Linked DNA regions of Homo sapiens: regions 1 and 2 are each linked to region 3. A link is an interaction called in ENCODE POLR2A ChIA-PET data of the cell type or tissue named here. Cell type or tissue: OCI-LY7. All regions are shown on one strand. Each heading gives the region's core, and the rest is flanking DNA. Links, peaks and the distances in the headings are about the cores only.

Region 1 (5,946 bases), core at 532-5,531, 260 kb after region 3:
CCTGTAGTCCTAGCTACTCGGGAGGCTGAGGCAGAAGAATCTTGAACCCGGGAGGCTGAGGTTGCAGTGAGCCAAGATCACACCACTGCACTCCAGCCTGGGTGACAGTGCAAGATTCCATCTCAAAAACAAACAAACAAAAAAACAGAAATGGTCTCGTGCAGCCCCTCAGACTTTGCGGCACCGCACCAAGAGGTGCCCACAGTTATCCAGCTCAATGTGATAGAATCTCTTTCATTTTTCTTAATGAAGGTGAACTTAATAAAAGCAAACACATGATGATTGTTGATATATTTTATTTCTCTGAGCCTTCTCTGCCACATAATCCCACTGCCTTTAACTTTCTTGGCCTCGTTGGGCACATGCTGTTTATTTAACATGCTGATACGAGTGTTAGAGAAATAGCACATTGCTGAGCCCTCAAAGAAAAGCTTCACCCTAGCAGGCCCAGAAACGAAGAGAGGCTGATGATCAGCTAAAGCACGTTAGCCAAAAGCATTCTTAGGTGCAGTCGTACTGAGAAGCCCCGCGTGAAGTCCTGACTCAGTGTTCCCTGACATTAAGCCCCCTGAAATGTGAGCAAAAAAAAAAAGTATCGTTAAGAACAGGCACTAGGAAGCTGTAATCTGCTGGCGTTCACTAACAGATCAAAAGATTGGAGATTGGCTGGAACTTAAAACCACATATCTACACTCAATTTCGACGGGGATCTGGCTTTCCCAAAAATATCTGTTTAGGTTATTCTCAAGGAAGTGTTCCTTTGTTTAGCCGCTTCCTGGTGGACAGAGGAAACTCAGAATTCAGCTCTTCATTGTCCCTGTAGAGCAGTGCAGTCCAATAGAACTTCCTGCAAGGGAGGGAAGGTCCTGTCTGCACTAGCCAATATCACTAGCCGCCTGTGCACGGTAGCTGCTGAGCCCTTGAGTTGTGGCTTTTGCGAATGAGGAACTGGAGCTTTCATTTTAGATAATTTGAATTAAATTTAAATTGGACGGCGCAGGTCTGGAGGAGCCCCTGCAACTCAGGGTGATTCTGGGGGCAAAGCATCTTTGTAGACTTTAGCCTTCGCGTCCTTGCCTAGGAAGGACTCTTGGCACTTGGTGTTTAGTCTGTTTGCAGACCTCATGGAGCCGATGAGGTGCCCCAGGCAGTGCTCTAAACATCACGCAGCAGATATGTCACACTCTGGCAGTTCCCTGGATAAACAGCCCTGTCTCTTGTCTCTTTCAAGTCTGGGGCCTGGTGGGAGCCGTTTTCCATGACTCTGAGTAGCTGAGTAACAGAGCCCGGGAGAAGATGAGTCATGGACCCGTCTAGAAGGGAAACATCTCTAGGGTTGCAGCAAAGATCTAGAACCAGAACCACAGTTTTGACAACTTTGTCAGCATCCCCAAAATGGGGACTCAAAATGAGCTCAGTGGCAAATCCAAATTCTATTGTTGATTTCTGTATTTTTGCTTCTGCAATGGAAAGCCGATCTGCAAGAGAGGTGGTCACCCTGGCAGAAGCCTTGATTTTTTTTTACTTTAGTGACAAGAGATAATTACTGTGGGATTGATCAGGCGTCCAGAGTATTGGAGCAGATAAATTGTGCAGTGGCCAGTGTGGGAGGGGCCAGGCTGCTAATGGAAGTGGTGGCTGGGTCATCCCACCGTAATGTGGCTTGACGGAGCGTCTGCACGGGTCTGCTGTAATGTGCTATTGATATGCAGCCAGCCAATTTCCCCCGTGTGGCTGGGGCTGTGAACCATTCGAGCAGAGCTGGGCTGCACAGCAGTAAATGAAGAGGAAAATTGAAGTAATGTTGTATTATAAATTTATGATTTCATCTGCCTGACCTAGAGGATGTTCGGCGATTGGGGGTGGAGATAAGATCCCCCGCTCTGGCAGATGCCGAATTCTCATCTTTGTGGTTTGGGAGACTATAGTATTGATGTGTCCAGGAAGAGTGGGGTGAGACCCAAAGTTGGGGTGAACTTGACCATGCTTTTCTTCTTTCTCGTTGAAGCCTTGTAGGAAAGCCAGGAAGAAAGCAGGTATAATTGCATTGTATTTGTCACCTAAGTGCAGGGAGAAACTGGCTGCTCTGCCACTTCCCACCCTCCCTGAGGGAAGGTGACACATAGGCTTATGCTTTTGCTGTCAGATTAACACTAAAATATTTAAGACCCCCAGCTCTGAAGTTAGAAGCAAAGGAGCCATTTTTCATCTGGAAAGCCCCTAGGCAGCCATGACTTGGCTGTTTGCATATAATCCATTTATCAATATTGTTGAAATCATGGTATAAGAAATCTAGTACAAGATCTGATTTGCTAGCAGGTGATTAATTTGGAGGAGAACTGAGCTGCCTAGCCACGAAATAAATACGAAGGAAGGCGCCAGTATGCATGTGTCCATTTAAGGCATCTGAGCCCTGGCCTTTGCTGTTCTTCCTTCCTTCTTTCTCCGTCGGGTTGCTGAGCTCAACATCCCACCGGGCTCCTGCTCCTTAGCTAGCAGTCAGTGCAGAGCTGCTGGGTCCTTCTGCCTCGCTTGGGCAGGCTTCTGTCAATGAGTCACCAAGCACCGGGAAATAAGTGCACAGGAAGGAGCAGGTGGCAAGACCCTGTGGAGGTAGAGACAGTTCCATTCAGTGAGTGAGCTGTGACTGCAAATTTGGGAAGGTTCTGGGGGAAGCAAGGGAAAGGAGCCACAGCTGGTCTCACTCAAGAATTTGGGCACGTCACTGTTGCAAGGGACCCACAAGGCTTTCTACAGGTGACAAGACTAAGCTCCAAGAGAAAAAGGAAGACTCCTATCTTAAGTCGGGTTGCTGTCACAGATTACCATAGACGAGGTGGCTTATGAACAACAAACATTTATTTCTCACAGTTCTGGAGGCTGGGAAGTAAAGATCAAGGTGCTGGCTGATTCTGTGTCTGGTGAGGGCCCGCTTCCTCATAGATGGCCCCTTCTAACCGTGTCCTCACGTGTTGGAAGGGGTGAGGGTCTCTCTGTGACCTCTTTGTTAAGGGCACATTCATGAGGGCTCCACCTCATGGCCTCATCACACCCCAAAGGCCCCATCTCCTAAGGCCATCACCTTGGGGGTTAAGATTTCAACATAGAAATTTGGGGGAAACACATACATCAAATCATAACAACCCCCAAGGGCATGGTTGGGGGCCAGAGGCAGGACTGGAACCCAGGTCTCCTGACTTCAGACCCGTGAGTTTCTGCTCTAGGTCTGGTGGCAGATCCACTGATCCTAGGCAGAGGCTACAACACCAACATCCACCAGGAAGTGAGGGACGGTGGAGCCCACCTCCAAGGCACAAAAGCTCTGAGTAGGCAGCAGGATGACAAGCAAACTCTGACTCCTGTTGCCGAGTGCAGGCAAAGTGGAATTTAGTAAGGGATCCTTTTCCATTAGCCCTCACTTGCAGGGTCAGAAAGTGGTCAGTGTGATGTATGAGAAGCCACTGAGCAGGTGGGTGATAAGACCCCAGAGCTGTGTGTAGGGATGTTTTTAAAGGGTTTGTGTAGAAGGGCAGAGACACCCGTGGAAAGTGTCACTGTTGCCCTCAATTGCTGGAGAGCCTGGAGGCTGTCATAAGTCCACTCATCAAAGTAATTGTTTGCCAGTGTTTTGATAACAAGCAACAGAAACAACCCTGGCTGCTGTAAGCAGCAAAGGAGATTATTAGAAGGAGCTTGGGCAGTGCTGGAGAATTGACAGGATGGCTGGAGAACAGGACTCAGAAAACAGGCAGGAACTGGGGGAGCTGGGTGGTCAGAGCCCCAGCCCTAGCCAAGGGGACAACTCAGGAATGACCTGGTCAGGGGGCCACTGTTGCCAACACTGGATGCCAGATTCTGCTACTGACACCAGAATAAATTCGGAGCCAGTCCCTCCTCCTCTGCCCTACCAGCTCCAGAGGCAGATCCTAAGGAGGGCTTCCGTCTGTCGAGCCCAGGTTCACAGGCCTGCCTCCCAGCCTCCAGCCCCAGGAAGAGCCCTGAGGCCTTCTCAGCTTCTGTGATGGCCGGGGGGGTGGGCCTCTCTCCAAGACTTACACACAGGGAGAGGCTCAGGGGCTGGGCAGCCAAAAAATGACCACAGACATTCACCTCCAAAGTCAAAGCGAAAGTCACGTTCTCGGTGGTTGGGTGGCCGTGGTGGCATCTTAAGAGCAAGAATGTACTGAGGTTACATATACACTGAGTGGAGGGAGGCAGAGTGAGCCTGACCCATACGGCCTTCATTTAGCCTGAATCAGGCAGGGACTTGAAGAACGAAGTGGCCTGAGCAGCCACAATGACTCCCTGAGAGCTGAATGACACCTCACATCACTGGGGGTTAGTGACAGATCTGAGATGGTCACACCAGCCCCTGGACTTGCCAGCTGAGTTTCTTGTGTGCCCAGTGGCCAGCCCAGTGGCAGTTTCTACAAGTGTCTTTCAGTGAACCACTCACCCCCTAGCTTGCCTGCTGAGACAGGGGTCTAGAAACAATACGCTTGTGGTGAAACGCCCATCCAGTCACACGGCACGGGGCTCCTGAGTCGGAGCTACACTTTGTGGTATGCATCTTAACACATCCAGCCTCTCACCATTCTCCAAAGATCTTGGCACCTCCGTGGAGTGTCAAAACTGCAGTGTGGGCCATGGCTCATCAGGCCCAGCGTTTTCCAGAGGCCCAGGGTGAGCCCTGAGTTTGGCCGCTAAACTGTGACTCCTGAGTTCGCATGCTCTGTCTGGTGCTGGCTCTGTTGTCCACTGCCTTGGGAGGATGCATCACGAGGACTTTAATCTCCTACTGTCAATAGCTTTAAGGTAAAGTACATGCAGGGTAAGCTCTCCAAATGTCAGAGCCAGGCGCAGGCTTTGTGTTTGGTGCTGATGCATGGCATTTACTCTGAAGGTTCAGGAAAGTACATGGGCTTTGCGGGGTCTGGCTGCCCAAATATGGGTTAATTAGCAACAGCTGACAGCAGCGCCCCCGGCCACAGGAGAGAGGTGACCCAGACCCTTAATAAAAAAACCCTCATGAGAGACAAATTATTCTGTGAAGGAAAATAACTCAGGCTTTCCTCATTGCCACCCTCCGTGAGATTTTACCCCAGACCTGAGGCGGCTGTACTAACAGGACTCTGATCTTTCTCTTTGTGTTCAAGGATATCCCAACTTCGTGGCGACCTATGGCCGTGGCTACCCCGGATTTGCTCCAAGCTATGGCTATCAGTTCCCAGGTGAGTGGCTTGGTCTCCCAGGGCTTTGGAAGCACAAGAGGTGGGCTGCATTTGCGGGGAGGTGAGAGGACCCCTAAAGAGAATGCATTTCTTACATGCATCCACTTGAAAATGACCTATACATGATAAATTTCAAATCCACTGAAGTTCAAGGCCAGGATGCAGCTCAGAGTTTTTGATTAACTCAGGTATAACTCACTGGTGCCGGGTATTTGAGAACGGCAGCTTTTAAAGGGAAAGCAGAACGGAGGCAGGAGGCCTCCCTGTGCTCACCTCCTTTTTCTGAAGCCTCTTCCGGGTTTTTTCTCACTGGGGACTGAACTCTAGGCCCAGGGCTTTCTTTCACCCTCTACCACCCCTTGCCCGCCTCCCCGCTCCCTGTGTCCACCTGCCCAATGTTTGATGTCTCCCCGCCCTTGCTTCCTTTCCTCCACCCCTCCTCCTCCTGCTCCGTCCTGACTGCTGTGGCTTCGGCGTCCTTCTGGGCTGTGTTGATGTTGAGCTGCTAGGGGTTGGGACTGCTGTCCATCCTGGGTGAGCTGTTTAGATTATCCTTTCCCTCTGCGTGGGTATCAAGACTTGAGGCAGAGCCCATGGTGATGCCCGCCACATGCCAGGGCTGCTCCAGCTCCAACTCCAGGTAGCTGGCAGGCCTGGGACCTCACCTGGGAGAAGCAGCGAGGGGAAACATGGTCTTGTAGGGATGGGGTAGGGA
Region 2 (5,946 bases), core at 532-5,531, 190 kb after region 3:
GACACACAGCCAATGACAGAGCTAGGGTCTGAACAGGTGTGGCTATAAAGCCTGGGCTTTGGCCCGTGGGCCATATCTTTACAGACTCACAACCATCCCTTCCTGCTGCTCGAATTTTCATTCTTGAGGCATGAGCAGCGCCTGCAGCCCCTGCTGGGATGTTTTGCTCAAACCTGCTGAGACTTCCAAGGGAGCCTGGGACTCTGCTCTCCTACTCCTTTCCTCCCTTGTGTTTGGGCACTCGGCTGAGCTCCTTGGAAAGATTTCTGCTTCCTGTGGGTGAGAAGTAGGGCAGTGTGAGGAGGCAGGGCTGCTAGGCTAAGATCCCAGGCTGCCCCACTGACCCATGTCCCTTCCTGGGTAATGGTGCCCAGTTGCTCAAGCCATACCTGAGGCTTCAGCCCGGGCCCCATCTCCCACACATCTAGCCAGCGTCCGCACCGCCAGCTCTGGGTCGCCCTGTCCTCTGCACCCACCGCCATGCTCTGTTTCAGACACCTATCCCATCTGTCCCTGGCAGAGCAGCAACTCTCCGGGGACTCCTGCCTCCAGGCCTGTGACCCATTTAGAGGGATCTTTCTGAAATGTGATTCTGGTCGTGCCAAGTTTAGTGGCTGCCTGCTCAGGCGCCTCAGTGTGGCCTCCAGGGTAGGCGTGATGGAGCCTACCTCTCCATTCCCTGTCCGCTGGGGTTCCCTGCTCAGCGCAGCAGGGACCCCAGCAGCTCCTCAACCAGCCAGGTTCCCTGTCAACTTTTGCACATATTAACCCCTACCCACCTTTCCTTTGATAAACTCCTGAGGGTCCTCAGATGGGTGCCCCTTCCTCCCTCCTGAACCCCCTGAGCATGCCTCCATCATTATTTCCCTACACTGACTCCCCCAGTTACTATGAGGATCTTAACTGCAGGAGACCATATTCTGTTCCTCTTGGTGTCCCCAGTACCTGGGACATAATAGGTACTTGGTATATGCTTATTAACCAGAAGAGTGATGGTGTTTATCCTCACCAGGTTGCTATGGCAACAGATGCTGCAGCCCCTCGAGGCCAAGTGACTTGAGACCTTGGAGGTCCAAAGGTCACACAACTACCTTCCTGGGGCCCCACCTGGCATCCTCCTCTCCCTACAGCCAGGACAGGCTGCCCAGCCTCAGAACCACCACTTGTTGTGACTATTAAACCCCATGTCCCAATGATGCCTGGAGACCATGCCTCAGGCACTTTACACTGTTAGTGGTAATGGTGACACATTATCTGAGTTTTGTTGCTTGTAAATTTCTTTTATGCTGATAAGCTTGGAACTGGATTGGAATTGAGTGGGGGACATTGTCCAGTGTCCATCAAGAATGTAATGGTAAACATTTAATGTTTTTTTCTCCTTCTTCCCCACAGTATCAGTTTTCTTATTGAATTTGGGAAGCAATAGCAATTGATTAAGTTGCAGTGGAGCTTGCCCTAAAAGGAAATGATTGATAATCCGTTTAGGTCTGGCTTGCTCGCTTTTCCCCTCCTGATTTCCTTGGCCACTTTTTCAATTACCAACTGTATTTAGCTTGGTTTGCTTGTTGTAACTCATTTCCCCTTCCTCCAGGATCTGCAGGGAAGTTGTAATGTAATGTTAGAGTAGTGACATCTAATTATTTCCCTGAGACATCAGTTAGAAATGTAAGAATACTTCTTCCTTGAGGTGGGCAGACGAGGGATGTGAGTCTGTGAGGCAGAACGTGTCTGTGCTGCCATCAGTCTTTGGGGTGGGAGGGAGGTCAGGGCGTCCAGTGACATCACAGCCTCCTGTCACTGGACTCAGAGCCCATGTGGGCTCCTGAGGCAAGCTCATAGGATTGTTTTGCAAGTGGACTGATTGGCTGGTTGGGTCTTTGCCATTAAGTGAGTTTATGAGGCCCTCACTACTGGGAGAGAGGCTTTGCAGAGGCTTGCGGCACTATGACGAGGGTCACACCTGATGTTCAGAGCTTTTTGTTTCTTTAGCTAATATCTTTAAGGTAAAACCATCTACAAAGTACTTTTACCCACTCAGTGACAGCTTGAGATCCTCCCAACAGTACTAATAAAAGAAAGGAGAAATTGAATTAGCAGCTATGTTTACCCTCCCAAATTAATATATGTATAATGTCTGGCCTTATTTGGTGTTTAGTAATGCATGCTGTCATGGCCACCTTCTCAGTGGAAGCACCGGGTGTGGGATCTCCCTGTTTCACAGGTGGATTGGCTGAGGCCTGAAATGGAGAAGGGACTTGTCCAAGATGGTTCAGGGCATGGAGTATGGAGCCCACTGTTGGGATCGCCAAGATGCCCGATAATAGCGTTCCTCATCCCTGCCTGAGGAGTGAACAGACTGAGGGGTAAGCCAAAGGCATGGCAGATGGTACACGGAAATATCACCTTCTTAAGAAACGTTAACGATGAGGGGCAGGCCGCCTGCATGAGAATTCCTCAGTCATAGGCAACCAGATGGGAGGTGGGCTGACTTACATGGGACAGCCAGGGCAGCATCTTGCTACCTCTTTTTACGCAAGATGAGTCCAGGAATATTCCACACAAAAAAAGCACAGGAGTCACTCAGGACCTGGAGGCTTTTCCCAAGACATCATGATGGAGTCTTCAGGGTCTGCCCCAGGGGCCAAAGCCCCCTTTCCCGCTCCTGCCAGACTCTCATGCATAACAAGTTTGGAATGAATTTGGCAATGCCATCACCACCCAGCTCACTTCTCAGTTACTTTCTGTTTGCTGTGTACTCTGGAAGGTGTGGATTACCCAGGGAGAACCCTGCCTTGAAGGGTGTGTGGCCAGGGACAGGTTCTCTGGGCTGTTGGCTGGTACCCCACAGCCCTGGGCTGGGGTGTTCCCCCTTGTGCCCATGCCAAGGCAAGGCTTTCTGCGTGGAAGTCTGGCAGGTGTACATTCGCTCCCCAGTGGGAATGGGGAGCAGAGGTTTCGTTGAGGCATCTCTTGGGAGTGCACAGTCCCTAATTTCTGAAATACCATTGATGAGAAGCAGCCCCAGTTTGGGTCTGAGTTAATGGGTTAAAAGAGCAGAACTGTTTTCTTGGGCGCTGAATATTTCTTCTAGATGTTCAGGTCCATAACCAAGGCAGCTAAGTCAGCGAATTGTCAGCATTCCAGAAAGAAGCGTCATCTCCTTGGGTGCTGAGGACCTCCGGGGCTGCAGCTGACTCTGCCCTCACACACCCTCCTTCTTGGCTTTCATGATTTATTTTGTCAAGAAGAATGAGGGAGTTAGGAGTGGCATCTCTCATAACAGCCTCCTCCCATCTTCTGAGAGTGCTCAAGACGGAGCTTGCCTGCTGCTGGCGTGGGGAGCTGACAAAATATTTAAATAAAGGCTCTGGGGGAAAAGGACATGCTTAGATTACAAAGAGAAATTCCACGCCGTTATGGTCTCAGCGTATTAGGCGCCTCTGTAATTGCACCTATTCAGCACTGCCATTTCTAGTCACCACGCAGCCATCCGAGGGAAGACGGATGCTCTAAAAATGGCCCCGAGAACAGTCTTTTTAAAAAGGCAGTTAACGATCTGGAGCTATAAATAGTGTCTTTCCAACAAATAACAAAGAGGGTCGGTTCCCCTTTCGCCTCTGCTGTTGAGGCCCCGCATCCTGGAGTAAGTGAGTGGGGTCAGGAGGGTTTGCACCTCCCCTAGAGTTTGAGTTCTTGGAGGCCTGATGACACCCAGCGTGTTGCCTAGAGGTGGGGATGAGACCCTGGCTGGCTGAACTGCCGCTCACCGTGTGTTTTTGGAGACACATCCCTCCTGGTGGCACAACAGAAAACCACGACTCTAAGTCACTTGCCCCAGCCCTCTGACCTCTCTTCAGCCCAGACCAGCCCTTCTGCCAGTTATAAAGCACCAGCCCTGCCAAGAGCAAAGAGAGGCTTGCTGGATCCCGCTGTCTCTTCATGGAGTTCCTGAATCACAGAACCTCCCAGTTTGTCTGTTTGCCTCCCATGTATCAAGAACTCAGAGGTTCAGCCAAGCGCGGTGGCTCACGCCTGTAATTCCAGCACTTTGGGAGGCCAAGGCGGGCAGATCACCTGAGGTCAGGAGTTCGAGACCAGCCTGGCCAACATGGTGGAACCCCATCTCTACTAAAAATACAAAAAAAACAGCGAGGTGTGGTGGCGGGAGCCTGTAACCCCACTACTCGGGAGGCTGAGGCGGGAGAATCACTTGAACCCAGGAGGCGGAGGTTGCAGTGAGCCGAGATGGCACCACTGCACTCCAGCCTGGATGACAAGAGCGAGACTCCATCTAAAAAAAAAGAAAGAAAGAAATCAGAAGTTCTTTGACATCATTTTAATTCATACCTTCTCCAAATCAGAACCACAAAAGCAGCATTACCTACACCCAGAATAGACACAGACATCAACAGAAGCACAAAGTGAGATGGAACCCTGTCTCCCAACCTGAGAGGGAGAGTTTGGGCTAAAACACGCCCATGTGAGGACAGCATTTGGAAAGTTAATGCTAAGGAAATAAGAAGGATGGGAGTAAAAAGAGGACAAGCCCCGATGTCCTGTTTATCAGCTCCCCCTCTCTCCTCTCCTGTCTCATCCGCTCCCGCCTTGAGGATAGCGTGGTTTCCCTGGACTCCTTTCCAGACCAGCTGCAGCCCCATTGGCAATACCAACTTCCCTAGCTGGGGTTGGCTGGACGGTGTGGTTCTTGGCAGAAGATGACACATGGGTAGCAGAGTGACTTTGGCTCCTGCATCGAGTGCTTGTCTCAGCCCCATCCATAGCCATATAGAATCCTAGTGGTGAACATGCAACACCCCTGAGAGCCACTGACCAGGCAGGCACTGGGGTGAGGGAAAGTGAGGGGACTGTGTGGGACCAGCTGTGCTGACGACAGCCTGCCACCCAAGGGATGCCTGTCCCTGCACCCTGGCTTTGTTCCTGCACCTGGTCCCCAGGAAGCCAAATCCAGTGCATTTTTCCAGCTTCTGCTCAGAGACAGCCAGTGTCTGCAGAAGGGCCAAGGCCACTGGACGTCTGGAGAGAGTCTGGCCACAATGGCCAAGTGGTGGACGTCTCCACAGGCTGCCCCGTGCCCCTGCAGAGGCAGGGCTTCATGAAGCAGGAGCAGGCAGCTCAGACCTGGGCCGGGCCACCTGTGCAGGTAACTCCTTCACTGCTATTGGTCGGTGGAATTGTAAGATCAGTTCTTCAGCAGGATGCTGCGGGTTTTCTGAGGCCCGTGGCCATCTGGATTTGTGCTCCGAACATATTATACCATGTTAACAGCTTTTAAAGTAGAAACACATGTGATTCTGGAAGGCTGGGATGGGGCAATGGAGGAGACTGTTTAAAATTGCTGTTTGGTATCTCTCGTAGTACAGTAGCAAAGGTAAAAACCTATTATGGTCCACGGAAGCAGTTCATTGCGTAATGACATCTTCATAACTTGCCCTGCTAGCTGGCTTTTCTCACAGTCTCTGCGGGGAAGTTTTGTTCTTTTAAAATATTTTCTGGGGTGGTGGAGGGGGAGAGTTTGGAGGCGCTAAGCCCCTCCACTGAAACTCCTGGGATGGGGGACTTGCAGTAACCCGTGCCCCTCCGAGGAGCCCTGGAGCGGGGTTGGTGGGGACACTTCCACCCACTTCCATGGGGATTTACAAGGTCTGCTTCATGGACATTTTCAAAACTCTTCTCTCTGCTACTTCCTCCCACCACCCCCAGATCACCACGTTTTGGGAGAAGAGTGGTTGGGAAACAAAGACTCAGATATCAGCCTGCCTTTTAGAAATCCCAGATTTTAACCACCTACCAGCTGAGCAACCTTAGGCCAGTTATATAATCCTCAGAGCCTCTGACTCCTTATCTGCAAGATGGGGTAACAGTAACACATGCCTGCTATTATTTATTACTGATGTTGCTGTTTCTGAGCAGTATAATAATGCTGCT
Region 3 (5,946 bases), core at 666-5,665:
GGTTACATTGAGGCAAGATCATGCCACTGCACTCAAGCCTGGGTGACAGAGCAAGACCTTGTCTCAAAAAAAAAAAAAAAAAGGAAAATCATAAGGAAGAGAAAATATATTTACTATTCTTTAAGTGGAAGTGGATCATCATAAAGGACTTCAGACTTGTTATCTTCACATTGAGTGGGCTGATGAGAAGGAAGAAGAGGGATGGTTTTGCTGTCTCAGGGGTGCAGAGGTGGAAGAAAATCCACATATAAGTGGACCCACATGGTTTACACTTGTGTTGTTCAAGGTTTGACTGTACGTTCTGAGCCCAAAATTGGAACACATGCCCTAAGGCCCTGTCCTGGATCATTTTATATATGTGTATGGTCAGGCTTACAAAGATAGAAAAATGGAATTCCATTTTCTTACATATTTCTACAAATTATTTTGGTCAAAATCTAGAAAATACATAAAACTGAGGTCTCCTGGAAAAGCCAGAATTTATCTCTGGGATTGGGATAATTGGCTATTAGGAAAGGGGTCTACCTTGTTGGCCTGTGGTCTTGACTTTTCCTTCTGGAACTGAGAATATGTGAATGGCTCGTGGAACTGCACGGAACCCAGTGGTGGGCAGTATCTTTGTAAACAAAATGAGGTTGGCTTTCAATGGCCAGGGAATGAATGTGGAACCAAATTGCAGTTTGTAGAAACAGAGCTGGGCTCAGACATTTAAATTAAACGTATATTTCTATTTGCACTTCCATTTTGTTCGGTAATAGTGTTGGATATGGGAAATCTTGTCTTTGTTTATATTTGAGGGAACTGCAGCCTTCATTTCCTAAACGGAAGATCCTGTGGCATTCCTGCAATGGAAGCTCACCAGATGATCAGAAAAGGGAGAGATGGCGAAGTAACTTGTCTCTGGTTACCCTCCCATTGTGGAAATTAATATCTGACCCAATTCTGTTTGCCCAGTGAGTTTATGGCTTGCTAAGTGGCTGTTGTAATGATCCGTCAACTGTTGCAACAGCATTTTCTAACAATTTTATTTTACAGTTCTGAAGTTTTAGTCCATAAATTTTTTGAACTTAAGGCTTTGAGTTGGAGGAGCCATGTGGTTCTAGGGGGGAAAAAAGTGCCAGATTTATTCTTTATGTCTGTGAGCTGTGCCTTCCCCCCATTCTTTTCCCTCTTTACATGCCACCCCTCTGATATTTTCTACTTGAAAAAAAAATTCATACTAAAGTGCTTGTCTTTGTATAATGCTACTCATAGAATATTTGTATGAAAAAAGAGTCAGGAGATGCGATGTTCAACCCAAGTGCATGAATTATGATTATAAAGTTTCCATTTAAAAATGAAGGCTGTTGGAACCCTTACGTGTTGCTGATGGAAATATAAAATGGTGTAGCCACTGTACAAAGCACTGTGGTAGTTTCTCAAAAAATTAAACATAGATTTATTGTGTGGTCAGCAGTTCTACTTCTGGTTATATACATGAGAGATTTGGAGGCAGGGACTTGAACAGACATGTGTATACCCACATACATTGCAGCATTATTCACAATAGCCAAAAGGTGGAAACAACCCAAATGTCCATTGATACACGAATGGATAAACAAAATGTGATAGACATATGATTAAATAGTATTCAGCCTTGAAAAGGAAGGCAATTCCGATAGATGCTACAATGTGGATGGACCTTGAAGACGTGCTAAGTGAAATCAGCCTGTTACAAAAGGAGATTATGGCTCCTCCTATATGAGGTTCCTAGAGCAGTCAAATCCATAGAGCTCCCCACCCCTTATGACATCACTCAGCAACTTTATTTATTAGGTCACAAGGGGGTGGGGAGCTCTGTGACAAAAAGAGCTCTGTGACAGAAAGAGTGGCGATTTTATGTTATGGATATTTTACCACTGTAAAAACATAATAGGCTGGGCATGGTAGCTCACGTCTATAATCCCAGCCCTTTGGGAGGCTGAAGTGGGCAGATCACTTGAGGTCAGGAGTTCGAGACCAGCATGGCCAACACGGAGAAACCCTGTCTCTACTAAAAAGTAAAGAAATTAGCTGGGTGTGGTGGCGCACGCCTGTAATCCCAGCTACTCAGGAGGCTGAGGGATGAGAATTGCTTGAGCCTGGGAGGCAGGGGTTGTAGTGAGCCGAATTGGCACCACTGCACTCCAGCCTGGGCAACAGAGTGAGATTCTGTCTGAAACAACAACAGCAGCAGCAACAACAACAACAACAAACAACAACAACAACAACAAACAACAACAACAACAAAACATAATAAATGAAGGCTGATGGGAAGCCTTATGTGGGTGGGGTTAATGTCTCTCTTAAGCCAGACAGGTGAGAACTGCCCTCTAGATGTCCTTTGAAAATATAGCACTGCCCAGGCTGGTCTGTCAATATTAGCCAGCTAACGTGGTCCTTAGGTCCCAGGCCACTTCCCAGGTAAGGGGCTCCATCCCCGTGCTGACCTGCATTTTCCTTCTAGGTGGGGATTTCAGGTCTAGAAGCAGCTCCCACCTGAAACCTATGTTCTTGGTTGCTTTATGTGATAATTATTGTGTTCTATTTTAAGCCACTCCTCTGAGTTTGGTAACCGTCTGGGATTCTGTTTTGTTAGCCCTCTCTGTGAGACACAATAAAAGAACAGCAAGACCTCATGTAGGTGGTGAGGGGCCAGAAGGCTCGGCTGGCTGGGTTTGGAGACACAGTCCCTCCTGTGCAGCAGGAGTTTTCATTCCCTATAGGTGAAGGCTGAGAAAAGACAAGGCTTTGAATAAAATAAAATACATATTTTTCTCCCTGCTCTGGAAATGCGCTTGGCTCCAACACAGCAGGTGGCCGAGGAACTCAATCTGTGGAAGGCATCAGTGCTTTCAGTGCAATCAAAGTTAAGTGCAGAAATTTAATTAAACGGCATCAAGGATGGCAGAAACTTTGTAAAGCTGCAATGCATTGTCAAATTCAACAATTATTTCAAGGAACACAATCCACAGATGGTGTCTAATTGATAAATTAAGGTTCTGCTTCTCTAATGGGCTTGTGTTTAAGCCCGTTTTCCACCCATACAATAACCATCACCTCCAGGATGCCCCCTTTCCCCTCTCCAGCTTGGACATCGCTGCAAGAAGAAAGCAACCCAGCTCCCCCAGATGACATTCGGGAAGCCTAGGGTTGGGTCCTGAATGTTTAGTGGGAAAGACCTCCAGCTCCTTTTCCTGTGATCCCAAGCTCCCTTTTGGGATTGAGTCTTGTCCTAAAAACAGAAACAATAGGATTTCTTCGGGCCTGTGTGTCCTTTTCTGCTCTGCTAACCCGGATGTGTTGCTCAGAGATGGCTGGGTTATTTATTTATTCATTTTTTTTTTCTTTTTCCTTTTTAGCATTGCTGACTTTCTTCCTCCATGGCACAGGATTTTTGCCCAAAACAAAAGTCTCAATTTATTTGTTCTTTAAAAAAATAAAAACCACACTGAACAAAAACCTCTGTTTTTCAGAACTTGCTTCCTGTCTGTTAATAGTAGATACCCAGCTAACTTACTTTTATTTCGTAAGAAAATATTTGCGATCTCCAAACATCCAGTCATGTGCAGAGAAATGTATCCTGTGTTGAGATTTCATTTGAAAGGAAACCTGAAGATCTTGGGTGTTTACCAGAACTTCATTTTGCAGATGAGAAAACTGAGGCACAATGGTTTTTTATATACCTTGCTTTGGGACTAGTTCTGTGAAACATGATGTTTCTAAAGCTGGAGGAGAGGCAGTTGAGCACATCTGGGCTACCTACTTTAAATGGTTATTTCATCCATTCGTTTGTTCTACCAACAAATATGCATTAGGTACCTTAGCTTTTCTAAATGCTAAGGGGAAGTTCAGTGGTGAAGGAAGACACTATTCCTGCCTGCGTGGAGCTCACAGGAAAGTGTGGGGAACAGATACTGCACGGATCCTATGAGTAGCTGTATCAGTACAAGTTGGGATGGGTGTTCTGCAGGCAGGGTAGAGGGTGACCTGGGAGTGTCTACTGGGAGACATTAGGAGGGTTTCTCTGAGAAATGACTTAGCATTAGGAGGGATGGGAGGAGCCTTCTTGGCAGAGGGGATAGTGAGCTCACGGCTCAGTGTACCAGAAGACCCAATAGAAGGCCATGTGGGGGAGGAGATAGTGTGAGAAAGGCTGGCAATGAGCAAACAGAGAATGTTGTCCTGGGAGATGAGCTTCCACATATTGTGCACTTACTGGACAGTATACCTGGTGCTGTTCAGAACCTTATACAGCCCATCTTGTCTAACCCTTACTTTATTCCTAGATGTATCTCAGTATCTTCTACAGATTGTGGCACATAGTAGAGTCTCAGTAAATGAATCTTCCCAATGTTGACTATTTTTTTTGAGACAGAGTCTCGCTCTGTCACCCAGGCTGGATGCAGTGGGTGTGATATCGACTCACTGCAACTTCTGCCTCCCCCGGATCAAGGGAGCCTCCCACCTCAACCTCCCGAATAGCTGGGACCACCGTTGTGTACCATGCCAGGCTATTTTCTTGTATTCTTAGTAGAGACAGGGTCTTGCCGTGTTGCCCAGGCTAGTCTTGAGCTCCTGAGCTCAAGCAGCCCCACCCGTTTCGGCCTCCCAAAGTGCTGGGATTACAAGCATGAGCCACCATGCCCAGCGTTGGCTATTATTATCCCAACTTTTCAGTTGGGGAAGTTGAGGTGGACTGAAGGTAAATCTGCTGGCCCCAGGTCCGAGACCACCGGTGGGGTGGGTTTCTGTGCTGGACAGCATCTGTCTCCCCCAGCCTGGGCCCTTCTCACGCCTCTTCCCTCCCCTGAAGGGATCACACGTTTGAATGACTTGGAGACTTGGAGACACATTCTGTAATTCATAACTCTGACCACATGCTGCTCTTAAATTTCCACCCCGTGAAGGAAAGAAGAAATGAGAGACAACCCCTAACTTTTTATTTTTACACATATAGTAGAGGTGGAGAGGGCCAAGTTTACAACAGAACCTTTGCAAAAGCAGCAGCCAGGGCTCAGGACCTCACTGGGTACCCTTGGCCTTGTCTTTGCTCCCTACGGGTTGTCCTGGAACAGGAAAGCAAAGGGGAGGAGCGAAGAGGTGGGGACAGCCAAGGAACAGATCATATTTACTTATTTGTTTGTTTATTTCTAACGAGTAGCTGTGGGGAATGCCACTGCAGAACCCTTTCTAATTGCCTTTTATTTATTTATTTTTGCCATAGCGTGGGTGGCTTTTGAAATTGCACGTAATTTACGGAGGCGAGGATCCTGTGCCTGGGATACCAGATGATGTGGCTGAATGGCTGTTGGCTGTTTATTTGCTAGTCTGTCGTTACCAACACAGTATTCTTGAGTTCAGAGGCACAACAGTGTTTGATCCCCCTCCTCTCTCCTATCTAAATATATCCAACTAGTCAATCAGACTTGGCAGCCGTCAGGGCTGTGGCTGTCAGATTGAGTTTGCCTTGGCTCCTCTGAACTATTGGCTTGTTTTCCAAGCTCGAAAGTGTATACAAATAGTGATATCTAAATTAGACTTGCAAACACACACCCAGGTAGGGGCCCTGAAGGGGAAGAATGAGGCAGCATTTTGGTATGAAAATGACATTTCCTTCTCCTCCACTATCTGTTGGAGAGCACAGACGAAGCTACACTGAGGGGAATGGCTTCACGCTTGGTGAACAAGATGCGTGGGTGTGTTTTTCTGAATTGTGATTAAAATGTTTTTTTTTCCTTCAAATTTTAAGTTGTATCAGGAGATACAAGTGGAATATTAACTCAGTAGATGGGGGAGGTCTGGAGTGTCTCCCATCTGCTTCCCTTCTGAAGGGATCTCAGCTGAACTGAATGAGGTATATGTTGTGAGCAGTTAATATACGGTTGGTCCTTGTGATGTTGTTGTCTTGGCTGAGGATTCAGGAAG

Evidence for each region. Peaks named below come from ENCODE experiments on the same cell type or tissue, not always from the same donor. Only the 100,000 strongest peaks of a DNase experiment are listed, where the experiment ranks them.
Region 1: POLR2A ChIA-PET joins it to region 3 with 5 read pairs; 1 of 35 experiments calls an interaction of 5 or more read pairs at or near these places.
Region 2: POLR2A ChIA-PET joins it to region 3 with 5 read pairs; 2 of 35 experiments call an interaction of 5 or more read pairs at or near these places.

What each region holds. Positions count from the first base shown.
Region 1 is chr17:57,622,073-57,628,018 of GRCh38, forward strand. It overlaps MSI2 (musashi RNA binding protein 2), which reads left to right. Exons shown (of 14, transcript NM_138962.4): 10 at 5,157-5,231. Among named protein-coding and RNA genes, the nearest start is that of MSI2-AS1, 17 kb to the left of the region's middle. In OCI-LY7, for the core only: no CTCF peak of the experiment used is centred there; DNase peaks (open chromatin) are centred at 909, 1,709 and 2,559; H3K4me3 peaks cover 2,311 bases; H3K27ac peaks cover 3,262 bases.
Region 2 is chr17:57,554,769-57,560,714 of GRCh38, forward strand. The region is part of intron 7 of MSI2 (musashi RNA binding protein 2); the gene reads left to right. It overlaps LOC107984993 (a long non-coding RNA gene), which reads left to right. Exons shown (of 2, transcript XR_001752947.3): 1 at 1-5,161. Among named protein-coding and RNA genes, the nearest start is that of MSI2-AS1, 51 kb to the right of the region's middle. In OCI-LY7, for the core only: no CTCF peak of the experiment used is centred there; DNase peaks (open chromatin) are centred at 1,043 and 3,593; H3K4me3 peaks cover 1,822 bases; H3K27ac peaks cover 5,000 bases.
Region 3 is chr17:57,361,542-57,367,487 of GRCh38, forward strand. All of the region lies in intron 5 of MSI2 (musashi RNA binding protein 2), which reads left to right. Among named protein-coding and RNA genes, the nearest start is that of MSI2, 110 kb to the left of the region's middle. RefSeq lists a silencer at 2,573-2,816. In OCI-LY7, for the core only: no CTCF peak of the experiment used is centred there; DNase peaks (open chromatin) are centred at 3,740 and 5,590; H3K4me3 peaks cover 2,973 bases; H3K27ac peaks cover 3,606 bases.